Linked DNA regions of Homo sapiens: all the other regions are linked to region 2. A link is a contact called in ENCODE Hi-C or POLR2A ChIA-PET data. All regions are on one chromosome and are shown on one strand. Each heading gives the region's core, a stretch centred on a gene start or an enhancer-like site at or near the end of the contact. The rest is flanking DNA. Distances are from core to core; before and after follow the strand shown. Region 1 overlaps MEIS2 (Meis homeobox 2). Region 2 overlaps MEIS2 (Meis homeobox 2). Region 3 holds the start of MEIS2 (Meis homeobox 2).

What was found. Hi-C counts contacts between places; a loop is a spot of excess contacts on that map. ChIA-PET counts read pairs that join two places held with the same protein, here RNA polymerase II (POLR2A). Pooled maps may share reads with other maps.
Region 1: a map of HepG2 shows a loop between it and region 2 (2.4-fold over the local background). The contact joins two enhancer-like sites. A Hi-C loop is called at or near these places in 1 of 168 maps with a recorded cell type or tissue (HepG2). POLR2A ChIA-PET finds 5 or more read pairs at or near these places in 4 of 52 experiments (AG04449, GM12878, K562 and 1 more).
Region 3: a map of ovary shows a loop between it and region 2 (4-fold over the local background). The contact joins the promoter of MEIS2 here to the enhancer-like site in region 2. A Hi-C loop is called at or near these places in 30 of 168 maps with a recorded cell type or tissue (A673, Caco-2, GM12878 and 16 more), 3 of 37 single-sample maps with no recorded cell type and 27 of 50 pooled maps. POLR2A ChIA-PET finds 5 or more read pairs at or near these places in 8 of 52 experiments (AG04449, BJ, GM12878 and 5 more).

Annotation. Positions count from the first base shown.
Region 1 is chr15:36,902,132-36,906,864 of GRCh38, reverse strand. The region is part of intron 9 of MEIS2 (Meis homeobox 2); the gene reads left to right. Among named protein-coding and RNA genes, the nearest start is that of MIR8063, 68 kb to the left of the region's middle. Within about 2 kb of position 2,629, at least 2 of the 41 ENCODE cell types and tissues checked have a DNase peak (open chromatin) inside an H3K27ac peak, as active enhancers do.
Region 2 is chr15:37,016,977-37,021,893 of GRCh38, reverse strand. All of the region lies in intron 8 of MEIS2 (Meis homeobox 2), which reads left to right. Among named protein-coding and RNA genes, the nearest start is that of MIR8063, 47 kb to the right of the region's middle. RefSeq lists an enhancer at 1,712-2,006. Within about 2 kb of position 1,718, at least 7 of the 41 ENCODE cell types and tissues checked have a DNase peak (open chromatin) inside an H3K27ac peak, as active enhancers do; they include heart right ventricle and ovary, where a contact is called at or near this core.
Region 3 is chr15:37,098,327-37,103,063 of GRCh38, reverse strand. MEIS2 (Meis homeobox 2) reads left to right here and starts at 2,515. Exons shown (of 12, transcript NM_170675.5): 1 at 2,515-3,609. The coding sequence starts at 3,598. It overlaps LOC124903465 (a long non-coding RNA gene), which reads right to left and starts at 3,816. Exons shown (of 2, transcript XR_007064581.1): 1 at 3,635-3,816; 2 at 1-3,263. RefSeq lists silencers at 1,145-1,284, 3,734-3,793, 3,944-4,143 and enhancers at 1,985-2,264, 2,515-2,674.

The sequences.
Region 1 (4,733 bases), core at 1,380-3,879, 120 kb after region 2:
CAGATAAAGAACTTCCCAAAATTTACAGGATAATTTGGAAGAGGAAGGAAGTAATTTTTTTGGAGGTAGCCAGCAGGCAGTTTATCCTGTTACCTACTCCTGCAGCTCTGGAATATTCATGTAGCTTGGAAAATAGGAAGAAATTAGACGTTTTGAAGTTAAGTCCCTACCTTTTGCTCTTCTTTTGTCCTTGTTTTTTTTTTTTTTTTTTTTCTTGAGTGGCTGACATACTTTGTCAGCCTGAAAGTCCTATTGTCAAACCAAAGGTAACATTTGAAAAATTGAGTTTGCCTCTTCCCACCACAACAAATAGGAATTTCTCATCTATTTCCAATTTTCATCAACTATACACCGTAACATACTAAACATAAATTCTCAGACTTATCCTCTTAATATCTTTTGTATTTGTATCTCTCCTTTTTCATCTAAGTTTAATTTATCAGCAGTTCTCCCAACCAAATACCCTACTTCTTTTTCATTTCTACCACCTTAATCAGAGCTCGTTTTGTTTCCCTCTTCTGCCTGGATTGGACAAGAACTTTCCATCTTCTCAGCTTCTAGATTCTCATCAGTTCAGTTCATCCTATACATAGCTCTTGGAAAGATCTTCCTCAAACACCATATTTTATCATTCTACCATTTAGGAATTTCAAGAATTCAATTTATCACTCAAGAACCTCTACCAGATTGCGTGTTAATCATAGCCATGTTTTCCAGATCGAAGCTGGGAGCCAGTCAGAGTTCAATTCCTTTATCCTCCCTTGCACAACATCGGCCCCGGTCTGGACTGGTGCTTTACAGCATGCCATTTCCTTGTTTTCTCTTCTTCCAACATTCCACGTTCTTTTAATCTGCTTCAGCTTTCTTCCTCCAAGAATTTGAAATTAATCTTTATCTTTAACTTCTTTAATTGACTTCATGACACTTATTTACTGACTATGGACTATTTTGACTTGTAATTATTTGTGTGTTCTCCAATTGTGATTTTCAGTTTGTTTCTGTGGGTGTGGAAAATAAAAATCTTTAAAGGCATAACTTGCATTTTCATATATATGGAGAAAGAAACTCATATAACTATATATGTATGTATTGATAATTTTATATATAACTTTGTCTTATATTCTGTCATTAAATTTGTCTTATGTGAAGTATAGAATATGGAAGATTTACCAATGTGTGACACATAGATAGATTACTATGGACCTTAAAAATTATTTGGTCTAATTTTTTTTAGGATTAAAACAGGATGAAAATAAGCCTTACATTATATCTGCTCCTTTATACCTAGCTTTACCTTCCGCCCTCTTCCCATGCCAAACCCAGTCTCTCATTGGGAAACACACACACATGCCCCTAGAGAAAGCATCTATGAATACAATTCTGTGAACGTGGAGGAGGTAGGTGATTAGTAACTTTTGACTGGCCAAAGGGTGATGTAGGTTAAAGCAAGAAATGAGGGTGAGAAAAATCTCTGTTCCCCTAGATAGAGGGGAAGGGAGCAAACACTAGAACATGGCATGATTGAGTATAATAGAAGTGAGAATGTTTAGCAACCATTCTTTTCTCCTTTGTTTCTGGCATTTCCACCCCTCCCCACCCCCCGACAAAATTCCTGTCTTTGATCTATGCAGTAATATGTCTAAATATCCTAGAATTGGTAACTCTGTCTGTATGTATGTGTGTATATGTGTCTGTGCGTGTCCTTATCACCCCTACTTCAGCAGCAGCACAGAAAACTGAGCCAGGTGTTAATGAATTCATCTCTGGCAAAGTTTATTGCTCTGTGTGTGTGTGTTTCCATGCATGTACATGTGCACACACACACACACAATACACATACATATACCTACATACATGTGGCTGATGACTTCTCACAGTGTATCTCAAAGCATTATTGCATGTCCCACTTGGTTGATAGGGCATCTCTAGCCTGACAGATTTATCTGTTGAGAACAGGATTATGCATTTGAAACCAGTTTAATTCTTAGCAAGACAATGCACATGTCTTATGTAGATTTTGTTGTTGGTTTTTTTCTCCTTCGTAAGTTACTCGGGGAAAGTCATGTCAATATAAATCAGTGGTAATGAAATCAACATTATAGCATCTTTGATAATGCATTTGCTAAAGCCTTTCTGGACGTTTACCCAGCTCTCAATGATTGATATTACAGGCAGTGGATAAACATTTTTGATGGATCTGTTTGCTCACAGATAAAAAAAAAAAAAGAAGAAAATGTAATCCTTTTATCTCTTTGATTCAAAGAGTGTAATGCCATTGGAAAGGAAGCAGTTCAAATGTGGTCATCATAGGTTGGTGGCACCAAAAATAGAAACTCACTTAGGGTAAAATTTGCTGTCAGAAAAAATGGAGCATTCTTTCTGAACTCAGGAGCGTGTGGTTCATGCGAGCTTCCTTGTAGATGGTTGCTACAATAAGGCTTCTTTCATACAGGTGTGTTTATGCCCCAGGCTTGCTGGCCACAGTCCATTCCATTTACAGAAGCTGAATTAAACAATAACTACTGCATTGCAAAAAATGGTGGGGGTGGGAGGAAGGGGAGGGGGAAAGGTGAGCGTCAAAGGAGATGCCTGAGAGCTTTGTTAGGGCCAAGAAAAACCCTGTTGCAGTTGTCAGAGCTTGTTGATGTTGCTGGGAACGGCACTTTTTTTTTCTCCTGGATTTTGTGGTTCTGCCTTAGGAAAGAAAGTAAAATAGAACGGAAGAACAAAGTCCTACTCTATAAATCAGCAGCTGCTCCTTGCCAGATCAAAGGAGTGACATTTTTGCTCCTGGACTACTTGTCCACTTGAGGGCTTGACAGGCAGCTAACAGCTGGCCTGCTAGACTGTATGGGAGAATCAGCCTACATCTTCTTCTGAGCAGATGACAAGCTAATCAGAGACATATCCATAGCACAGGGCATGTGAGTGCACCTTGATCTCTTCAAACATATCTAATACATAATTGCTAAACAGCTTGGTGCATTTTTGGCCAGTTAATGCTTAGGTGGTTTCCATTAAGAAGTAGGATAGAGAATTAATACTTCAATCAAAGGTGATCATGAAAGCTAAAAAGCTACTAGATTTGTTGGGATCTTTTCCTCTTACAGTAAAATGGCTAGGAACATAATGGGAGTTGGCTAAGAATGTGTGCAACTGATTGTGAAGTGACTGGTTGATTTGCAAAGCCAGGTCAGGCTACAGTGCTCAGATACAGAATAGGTAATTAGAAATCAGTAGTTTTGAAAATGATTGTGCCTGCTTTTTATGTTGATAGAGTTAAATAAACTTGTAGGTGTACCTTCTGTGTCTGCAAAAAGTTATTTTCAGAAGCACTGTAAGGTGTGTAGGTATCCAGATCTGGAATTTTAATGTCAGTAGTAAAAGTTTCAAAGTAATTCAGTTTCTAGTTGACTTCCATCTGCAATAAATCATGTACAGGATGAGGTAATATACTACAACTTATGTCTATTGACTTAGGATTTTATCTTTAAGAGGATAGATCCTAGATGTGAATAGCTAAGGAAGTTTGAGTGTTTTCTCCTCCCTTGCTTTCAAATAGCTTTGAAAGATCACTTTTATAGTGCATGATAAATAGCTACATATGAATAATCTGATGGCATTCTGTAAGAGTAACAGTGCTTCAAAATCGTAACCTGCTGGGATGTTTTGTTACATGCCATCAAGTGTGATTGTATTCATGGAATAGTGTTTACTGTTGCTCAATATTGTAAAGGAAATAAAAGATAATTCCCTATCTGAGGGGAAATTTCTCAAATATTTTAATTAAAAGGTCCCTACAGTTACCCATATAAACCTTAGTCAAATAAGATAACAAATTTTCTTGATCTCCTTTAAAAATTCTTTTATGTATAAAAATAATTATATTTATTAAAAACTCCAACAGTACAGAATTATTTGGAAAAAAAGATAGAAATCTACCATTCTCCTATCCATGCCTGAGAGATAGCCTCTGTTAACAGTCTTCACAAAAACATTTTACTGGCCCAGCTTTTCCTTTAAGAGGTACAGATGGAGTACAATAAATTAAATTATTATAAAGTGTTTATTGCCCAAGGCAAGTGAGTAAAAGGCTGTTTAGATCTAAGATACCTAAAGAGAAGAGTATGTGCATTTTTTTGCAGCTGAGATTCACAATTAAAACTTGATCTTTGCAAGTTTCTATTCTTAAGCAGAGCACTAGAATTTGATATGTGATCTAGAGCAAGGCTTCTCATACTTAAATGTACATAAATCCCTTGGAGATCTTTTAAAATGCAGAATCAGATTCAGTAGCACAGGAATGGGGACGGTAATGTATTTCTGCATCTCTAACAAGCTCAAGGTGATGTTGCTACTGGTCCATGGCACACATGTAAAGTAGCAAGGATCTAGAGAACCATACAGAGAGTGTGATTCCAAAAGAGCTCACTCCCCTATCCACCTCCCACCCCTGCAGGCAGATGCCTGCCCCAGTGTCTAAAATCTCCACCATAGCATTGTACATTTGGATTAAACTCCGATTTTTAGAAAGATCCGGCGATATGAACACACGCTACCTGTAGGAGTACAACACAGTTATTACCCTGTGGCCAATCCAGCATAGATTTGTTTAACAGCCACCCACCTATTCCTAATTACTATCTATGAGAGAACAGAGCTATTTAGGAGCATTGGATAGGTGCATTTTGACTGTAAGCTAACATTTAATGAGCTTGCTATGTGCCAGGCAT
Region 2 (4,917 bases), core at 469-2,968:
TAAGGCAGTATTTATGATATAATTTTAATTTTATTAGAGAAAATATATATGGACATATGCACAGAACATATGAATGATTATCCTTGGGTAGGGAGATCTAGGTGACATTTTTACTTTTTATATTAGAAAGTTTCTATGTAATGTGTATTGCATTGATAATACAGAATAATAAATTTTATTTTAATAAAGAACCATGTTGGCTAAGGGGGAGAAATAAAGTGTGGTAACACACTGGGAACACTGGAAACCCACCAAGGGGTTGCAAGTCCAGGTGCAGAATAAGAGAGAGAAACAGAGAAGCAGAGAAAGAACATTTTTAGGTTTGTAATCTTGGAGGTGCAACATCTCTGTTTGATGAATTTTCTGCTGATAAAGTAGAGATGGATAACATTGGAAATGAGACAGGCAAGATATTAGACAGGCCTTTGTCATACATATTGGAGTTTTCAAAAGTAGGGGCAAGCCATGGGATGGAGAACTTTCTAGCATGTACATAAGTCGTAGGGGAAAGAGGGAGTGGCTTAAAAGTCAACATTCTTCTCTCAACAACTGTGAAGAGGAAAGAAAGCAAATGCTGTGAGCTTCATGAGAAAAGTGGCTGGAAAGTCTTAGGTAGGGGCTGGGAGCAGGCAATAAGGGAAGAAAGGGAAGAGAGAACAGTCTAGTTTCTTGTCCTTAATTCCAGAGGTACTGGTAAGGAGGAAAAATGAATAATTTTAGTAGAAGAGTATATTAGTTAGCTAGGGCTGCCATAACAAAATACCATAGCCTGGGTGGCTTAAACAACAGACATTTATTTTCTCACAGTTCTGGAGGCTGGAAAGTCCAAGAGCCAGGTGCAGCAGGGTTATTGTTGGGTGAGGGCTCTCTCCTGGTTTGCAGACAGCCACCTTCTCCCTGTCCCTGCATAACATTTCCTCTGACTTCATTTAACCTTAATTACCTCCTAAAAGCCCTATCTCCAAATAGGTATCATATGGAGGCTGGGGTTTCAACACACAAAATTTGGGAGGACTTAATTCAGTTCAGAGCAGAGTTTTTAGCTTAACAATATTTTAGGACAAACATAAGTTTAAAAAAAAATCAAGGATATGGAATTATGTGTATGGAAAAGTTCAAAGGTTTATGGGTTTTTTTTTCCCCCATAACACAGCCAGTGAGGATGAGGGCAACGAGGCAAGTTAATTTAGGTTGTGGTGAGATTAAAAAAAAAAAAAAAGACCAGAATGCCAAGAGTAATGCCATTAGGATTACAGGTCTTTGCTAGACCCAGGCACTAATAAAGCTCTCTAAAATACTATCTTATCTTGGAGTAGAGAACCTGAGATAAAGATCCCTCAAATGTTTCCTCAAAGCACCTGGATGGAGGCAGGAAAGAGGAGCAAAGAAGGCGTGGGGAGGACTATTCGGTTGGCTAAAATAAGCCACAAATTGAGTTCTTATTTTGATTATGTGTAAGGTTTGTTTGATCTAGCTGCTTTTCCTTAGAGTTCAGTTTTACATATGCTTCGGCGCCCAACCAGCTTGTGTATTTTCAGGATTTTTTTCCTCTCTTTCTTTTCCTTCTTTGGTTGGGTTTTAGATCAGGGAGGGTAAGGACTGAGGGAAGCGAGGTCAGCAGACGAGACTCATTTCCCGGTTTGTCAGACTGTGCTCTTGACCCCTCCTCAGGACCTGTGATTAATACACGCTTTGTAGAGGAGACTTGGCAAACCCCGCTCTCCACAGGACCCGATTCATAATTCACAGCGAGCAGGAGGAGCAGGGTCTTTGTGGTGGCTTGTTGGCTCTTTGCTGCACAAAAAGCAATGCCTTCTGACCTTCGCTGTTATCTAATCAGGAAGTAGACAGTCCTGGCGTGTAGCTGAGTCCTCGTAGGGCTCTCTACAACTGTAAATTATGTTCGAGCTCCCCGGATCTGGGGCATGCCACACTTTACATTACTATTGTGTATCTTAAAATAAACAGCATCGCAAGCTGTTTATTTTGGTGTTACTATGTATGCAATTTTAAAACAGTGGTTACTTAAACAAATGTCTCTGTTCCCACAGCACTTGAAAGCCAGTGCTTGCTCCTGTGGTTTTGGATTTTGTCACTTCTGTTTGGATTATATTTGAAATCCACACTGTGAGCAGTTGGAATGAACCTGGCAGCACCTAAGACCAGGGCCTGCTGTTGGGCCCTGCGTTTCACCATGTGCAGCTCTCTTCCTCCCCACACTATGCTCTCCCTACCCTCTACGGGCCATATGCATGTGCACAAACCAGATATTTTGCTTTCTCTTTGGGGCTCTAAATTTATCCCCATGAGTGATCTAGAGAGTCATTTACTTTAAGTTCCTGAATGCTTTGCAATTTAATTGAAGAAGTGGTGTCGTCATGATTCTATAGCAAAATACTACTCCCAAATACTCATTTAAATTGTCATCTGTGCACTACAGATACAATGCATATTCCATTGACATAGCTTGGTGAAGATGAATGAGAAAGCACAGGGGTGGTAGACAAAAAGAATGTAAAAATATCAAAGTTTTGACAGTGACTTGCCCCATGACCTTCAGTTCTTATGCCTCTTCTACACAAGGGGTGAAACAGAAAGGTAGAAATTCTTAGTAGCTCATGCAATACTTGTGCTCAGATCGACTTTGGTTTGATTCACAGGAGGCTACTTACTAGTGCTGTTTATTTGGATGAGTTATTTAACATCTTTAACTCTTCATCTGTAAAATGGGTCAGATTGTCAGGGTGGGGTGGAACTGAAAAAAATAGAATATGTAAAACAGTCTATCTCTCTTGAACAAGGTTGGTACTCAATAATTACTTTTTCTCTTCTCATTCCAACCCTCACCCCATGACATAAATTATAGCTGCGGGTGGTCTGGGACTAGTCCTCTTGGCTTGAAGCTGGAGTTAATGTAGTGTGGGACCATCAATGACCGACCTGGCCTGCTGGGTGATGTTTGGGACTGTCATTACCCAGAGTATGTTTAACCATTAGCGATGGGGCCACAGCACTCCAGACTTCTCCATTCCCTGGCCTGTTTTTAAGGAGAGAAGCAGAGGCTAATTGGAAGTTTTGTATTATGTGTGCCTTACCCCCTGCCATTAGTGGAGTTATCAAATTATAATCATCTTTCCATCTTGATGTCATGAGTTTCTTCTGTTGTACTGGTACATTATAAGGGAATTTTTTCTTTTATTTGCTTGTTTATGAATGAATGGGTAGAAATCTACTTGGATTCTTAGGTATTTCAAGAAGTCTAAATTCTAGTGGTAAAATTCATTGCCTTTAATACTCGGACTCCAAATCAGCTTACACAATAATAATTTTTGTTCTCATAACTCAGTTATATAAATGAAATAATTTGTTTTGCATGTATAGATACTATTTACATTTTCCACAAAAACCAACACTACTTTAAAAATTGTATATTATAAGCCTGATAGATTGAAGTTGCATAATATAATAAATCTAAAACATTGATGAGATGATGTGGGTCTTACTGGCTAGATTGCCACGTTTCTCCTTCTTCTGAAGCACATGCGCAAGGTCCTATGCTGTAAAGAAGTGAAGACATTCCTTGGATCATTTAGATGCCGGCAAGGTCCAGTAATTGTTTCTTATTGCTCTCTATGATTCCATGAAGATTAACATGTAAAATATTTTGAGCATATGGATTTTTTATTCCACATATAAAGAAAATATTCAGTGATCATAGAGTGACTGAAAGCTTGGATGGAGCTTCAATATCTCTTATTAGCTGAGCTGTCTTGCACAAGTTATTTAACTTGTTAACAGTCTCCATTTCTTATCTTTGTAAAATAGGGATAATGATAATACTTCCTCCTAGGGTTGTTAGGATGGACAAAGGAGATAATGATGGGCCAGGCACTTACCACATTGCCTGCATTAAATACTGGGGGAGGTTGGCTCTTAATCACTATGTTGGCCCTTTAAGGGGACAAATACTTTTAAATTTCCCTAATAATTTGGAAGGTAAAATAAATTCAAAATTTTTGGTGTCATTGTTTCACCTCTGTCCTAAACACCATAGAATCCCATTTTGCTTGACGGAACACAAAAGAGGGGTGTGAGATAGAAATAAATGAAGGAATAAAAAGAGGACTTGTACTGTTGCTAGGTGATCTCCATTTTCACTCAGAGTGAGAGTGCATCCTGTCCTCCTTCCCTGCTGTGGTTGGTCTATCTCTTAGTTAGCGGTATTTTTCTTTTTTTAGTCTGCTTATTACCTTTCTCATAATGAGATATAATCAGGCACTTTTTTGTGTGTGAGGCCGGTTCTTGCTCTGTTGCCTAGGCTGGAGTGCAGTGGCACCATCATAGCTCGCTGCACTTCTGGGCTCAAGCGATCTTTGCACCTCAGCCTTCCAAGTAGCTGGGACTACAGGCATGACCCACCATACCCAGTTCACTTCTAAATGTTTTACTCTTAGTAGAGACAGGGTCTTGCTGTGTTGGCCAGGCTGGTCTCGAATCCCTGGGCTCAAGCGGATCCTCTGACTTCAGCCTCCCAAAGTGCAGGGATTACAGGGATGAGCCACCAACCCCGCCCACACTCTGTGTAGACGATTATTCTTTCTCCACAATTATAGCCATTTCGTCTCCTTTACCATGTTCTCTTTGACTTTCTGGTTTGACTGCATTTTCATTCTTCCTCATTTTTTTAACCTCCTATGTGTCACTCGTGTTTGATGTTCAAACAATTTTATTATTTTCTATCGGTTTGCGTCATCAGAAACAGGTCAAAATCCTTATTACAAAGAGATTGGAGGGGAATGTACTTTTTTGCCCTAATAAAACTAGATGGCATAGTGACAAGTGTGTGTTTGTTAAAAAGCAGTTAGCACAAATTAGAAATACTTCACAGCAGATGTGTTTTGTGAAAGGATATGCTAA
Region 3 (4,737 bases), core at 1,266-3,765, 80 kb before region 2:
TGGCGACGATAAACTTAAATTCTTAAATTGAATTTAAGAATAATTAGAAGAGTAAAAACTGAGTACAAATTTCTCAGCCAGCGGCGCTGCACCGGGAACTTGGACCCACCAACATCAACAGCTTTGCAAAGTCGAAAACGCTCCGCAGCGTTTTTGTTTTTTTCCCCTCCCCACCCCGCCGCACTCTCAAACCTCCCGGTCCCGGCTAAACTGAATTCGCGTAACTGTCGATTGAAATAAAATTCTGGAGACCAACTTTTTCTTTTCTCTTTCATCTTCTTTTCTTTTTTACTCACCTTCTCTTAAATGTCGACGAGCAACTCAGCAACAAATAAGGATACTTTTAATCTTGGAGTTCTTCTAGGAAAAAAAAGAGGACGTGGAGGAAGTACCCTCCCCCCAACCTTCAGATTTCCTACCCGTCGGCTCTAGCAGGCTTGAAGCCCGGCAAAAAAGAGTGGCTGAAAACCTGGGCTACACTCTCCTCCCTGAAGCTCCGTGAGTCTGGCCGTCCCTGCTCGGGCCATTGGGCAGAAACCTCGCGGCCCGCAGCCCCTCTCCCTGGCGTCGCGCTATCCGCGCCTCTGCCAGCCCCTTCGCACTATCTTTCTTTATATGTGAGGGCCGATTTCCCGCAGACATCATTGTTATGATGGCTCATTTAATCAAACTGTTTAATTGCTCTGGTAATCACTATCATCATCACAGGTGCTCAATCATTCATCATTTTTGGAGGGCTTTATTGACCTCCGGAGTTCATTCCTCAGCCCTATTAAAACGAGGCCAAATTTCTCCGACTCCGCTTGGAGTCTCTGCAGGCTGCAATCTTAGCCTAGTTTCTGTTGCTCGAAAGCTTACAGTGAAGCAGGGAACATGGAACGGGGGCCAAAAAAAAGAGCCCTCCCACCCGCCCTCCTCCCCGCTCTCTCTCGCTCTCTCTCTCTCTCTCTCACACACAACACACACACAGAGTACTTTATTCTCTCTAATCAACCTCCCCCATCCCACCCTCCCTCCGCGGGAAAGTCGGTTAGACGCGGCTCGCGGAAGACACTACTCTCCACTTCTCAGAATGGGTTCAAAGTTGGGGAGGGATGCGGCTGTTGGAGAACAACAGTCCGCTTTCCACTCTCTGGGCCAGGGACTGGGAGGGCGAGAGCGAGAAGTTGGGGAGAGGACGCGCTTCCAGCGCCTGTCCGCCCGGCCGCGCCACAAGGGGCCGAGGGGCATGGGGGCTGCTGGGCGGCAAGGCTTGCGCGGGGTGACCGTGGCTCCGCCCCCAACTCCGGGCTCGTAGTGATTGACGCGCGGCCGCCGGGAAACCAGCCGCGCAGAGGTGAAGCCTGGTGCAGCTCGGGCCAGGGAGGACAGGGCACCGGCCACAACTAGTTTCCACCCAAACGGTGTGGGGTAGTTCCCTTCGTTTCCTTTTCCTTTTTGGAAAAGTTCTTTCGGAGCTGGCCCCATCTCCCTGACCCCGCGAAATCGCCCCTGTGTAATTAACACAGCCATTAGCAGGCGTTACCGCGGCCCGCCGCTGCGCCTCGGGCGACCACAACAAAGCTGGGCTGTGAGCGCCGGCCACTCCTCCTCGCCCGGCAACTTCTTTCTCCCCCACTCTCTCCGTCTTTTCCTCCTGTGCTTCCCAGCTCTGAGTGAGATCCACTTTGGAGACGCACACTAGTCGCGCGCGCGCACGGGCGCGCGGGCGCGCGCGCGCACACACACACACACACACACACACACACACACACACACACGCCTTTGGCTACATCGGACCCAGATGACTGCCTCCTCACTTCCTCCCTCCCGATTCCGCCGCGGCCCCCAAAGACTCTCGGGGTGGCCCCTTGTCCGCACCGCTTGGAGGGAGTGTGCTCTGAGTTAAGCTGGTCTCTTCTGGTCCTGGAAAAAAATGAGTATTGACAAGGTTGCTGGATCTGCGCAGAAAAGAAAGTGCCACTTAATAAAAAATTTAGCCCGGCAGTGGTACCGTCTGCAGAGCTTGCTGCCCTTGGACGTTAGCAGGAAGCCTTCGGGGTGCTGTAATCGGCGGGCAGAGGAGAGGGAGGCCGCGGAATTAAAAGGAACAAAAGCTAGAGCGCCATGCCAAACGTCCCCGGCAAGACCCAGTTAGGCAGGAGCCGGGAGTGATGGGAAAATGAACTAGAAGTAAGTTTTTTTTTTTTTTTAAATGAAAAGATCTGAGGCGGTACCGTACTTTCCCTGTGGTTTTCTGCAGTTTTCCTCTCTGCGCTCTCCCTGTCCTCTTCTCTCTCCCCCTCTCCCTCTCTCCCTGTTCGCGCGCGCGCGCGCGCAACACACACGCGCGCACGCACACACATACACACACACTCACACACACAGACACACTCTCCTTTTCCTCCCCCCCGCCGTCCCCCATCCCCGTGGAGGAGCAGGCTTGCTGATTTGCTCGGGTCCGCCCGGCTCGAGCCTCCCCTCCCCCTCCCGCCCCCCCGCCTCCCCCACCCCCCCAGCCGGGGCTGTCCGATCGCACTCGTTGCATATCAGAGGCTCGGCGCGGCGCGCTCCTCCTCGCTCCCGCTCCCCACTCCCGGGATGTGTCTCCGCCGTACGACGGGCTATGGCCACCACGACTTCCGGGTTCCGTCATTTCGTTCTCCCGCCGCCGACCCGCGCCGCCAAACTGAGGCTCTTCAATAAGCCAGGCAGCAGCCAACCTGCCAACACCTACTGACACTCACTCATCTCCCAGAGAGAGAAAGAGAGCGAGAGAGAGCGAGCGCGAGAGAGCGAGCGCGAGTGAGAGCGAGCGAGCGAGCGAGAAAGAGAGAGAGGGAGAGACAAAATACCTACCAGGAAAGGGGGGGAGGAAGTCCAATTTTTGCAAACTATTCATTTTTTTTTCTTGATTTTTCTCACTGCTTTCTTTGAACAATACTTTAAAGAGAGAGGATCGTATTATAGATACCGCGGGGGCAAAGCTAAAAAAGGGGGGAGGGGGGAGGAAAAAATTCAAGAAGCAGAAACCCCTCGCGGAGTTTTACTGGAAGAAAAAAACGGGTCTGAAAGATTCCTCCTCTTCATCATCATCAACCATCATTCATTCACTACCTTGACATTCCGGGCTTTGATTGACAGCTGGAGTGGCAAAAAGCCATGAAACACGACAGTTCGGTTACATGTGGGCTGCTGACGGGCCGCTCGTAACCTTCAGTTCGGGGGCTTGACAATTTTTTTCTTCTTTTTCTTCTTTTTCTTTTCTTTCTTTTTTTTTCCAACTGAGGGGAAGAGAAGAGAAAGAGGGGGAAAGGAGGACCGAAGAGGAGGAGGAGGGGAGGGGGGAGGAGGAGGAGGTGGAGGAGGAGGAGGAAGATCAGGAGGAGGAGGAAGAAGAGGAAAAAAGAGAAAAAGAAGAAATATCACAGAAAAAAAAATTCTTCGTTGTCTAGACTGGGCTTTTTTTCCCCCCTAAAAAATAGCATATTGGAGAATTGGGAGAAGTCTCTTTGGTTTGGAAAAAAAAAAAAGGAATCTTCAGCCTAGATCACTTTCTTATCCGGACTGGGATATTAAATATACGACACATCCAGGAGTTTATTGGAGCGCAGACTGATGGCGCAAAGGGTAGGTTTAAATCTCCAACACTTACCTAGATATAAATCCTCTCCTAAGAGGGGCCTGTCCCGATGCCTCCTCTCCCTTCAACGCTTCTGCTGCTGCTCGCTGCTTGATGATGGCGGCCAGTATTTTAAAAAATAGCAAAATTATTCATCGGCTTCTTTCCCTCCCGTGCCTCTGCGTGTGTGCGAGTGTGTGTGCGTGCGTGTGTGCGTGTCTGGGCGCGCGTGTTCCAGCGCTGTGCGAGCGGGCGGGCGGCGAGTGCGTGTGAGTGGTGTGTGTGTGTGCGTGTGCAATCGTTACACGCTTTCGCCTCGCTCCAGCTTTTACCCCAGCAGCGCGATTCCCCCGGTTCTCCTGCTGCCGCTGCTGCGCCGCTGCCGCCGTGGCTCGCGCGGCTCGGGGCGGGCACGGGCTGCGTAGGAGCCGCCGCCGGGGCCGCCGCTGGGGCCGCGCTGCCGCAGCCGCTGCGCCGCCGCCTAGACTACTAGCCTGGGCTGCTTGTTTTGTCTCTGAAATTGACAAGGACGCAGGGAATCCGCTGCTAAATAATGTTTCTGGTAACTTTCACGTTATTCGCCCCCCCACCCTCCGCTCCCTGCCCCCGGGGAGGCACTGGCCCTAGTCTTTCCTAGTCCTCGGCGTTCTCGTGCTGATTATTAGCGTTTTTCTTCTCTTTATTTTGTTTCATTTCGCCTTTTGATTTATTGGATCCTCAGAGGAGGCGAAGGGGGGTTAGGGGTGGGATCCGGGGCTTCCTCCTCACACTAACTCCACTTCTCCCTCCGTTGGCTCGCTACGGTTCTGTTGCCTCCGGCGGGAGCGGGGCCTCCCGGCGCCCCCTCAAATCCCCGGCCTCGCCGCCTCCTCTTCCTTCTCTAAACGTTGCTCTTGGTTCATGCTTTTTCATTTTTAAATTTAATAACATTTTTTCCTCACAACTTTTAACTCCGTTGTTTTGGCTGGTTTGGTTTCTGTGTGCTCAACTTGTGCTCGGTACTTTTCTCCTTTCTGACTTTGTTTTTATTTTTATTTTCTCTCTCTCTCTCTCTCTCTCTCTCTCTCTCTCTCTCTCTCTCTCCCCCTCTCCTCCTTTTCCTCCTCCTCCTCTCTTCTCTCTTACCTCCCTCCCTC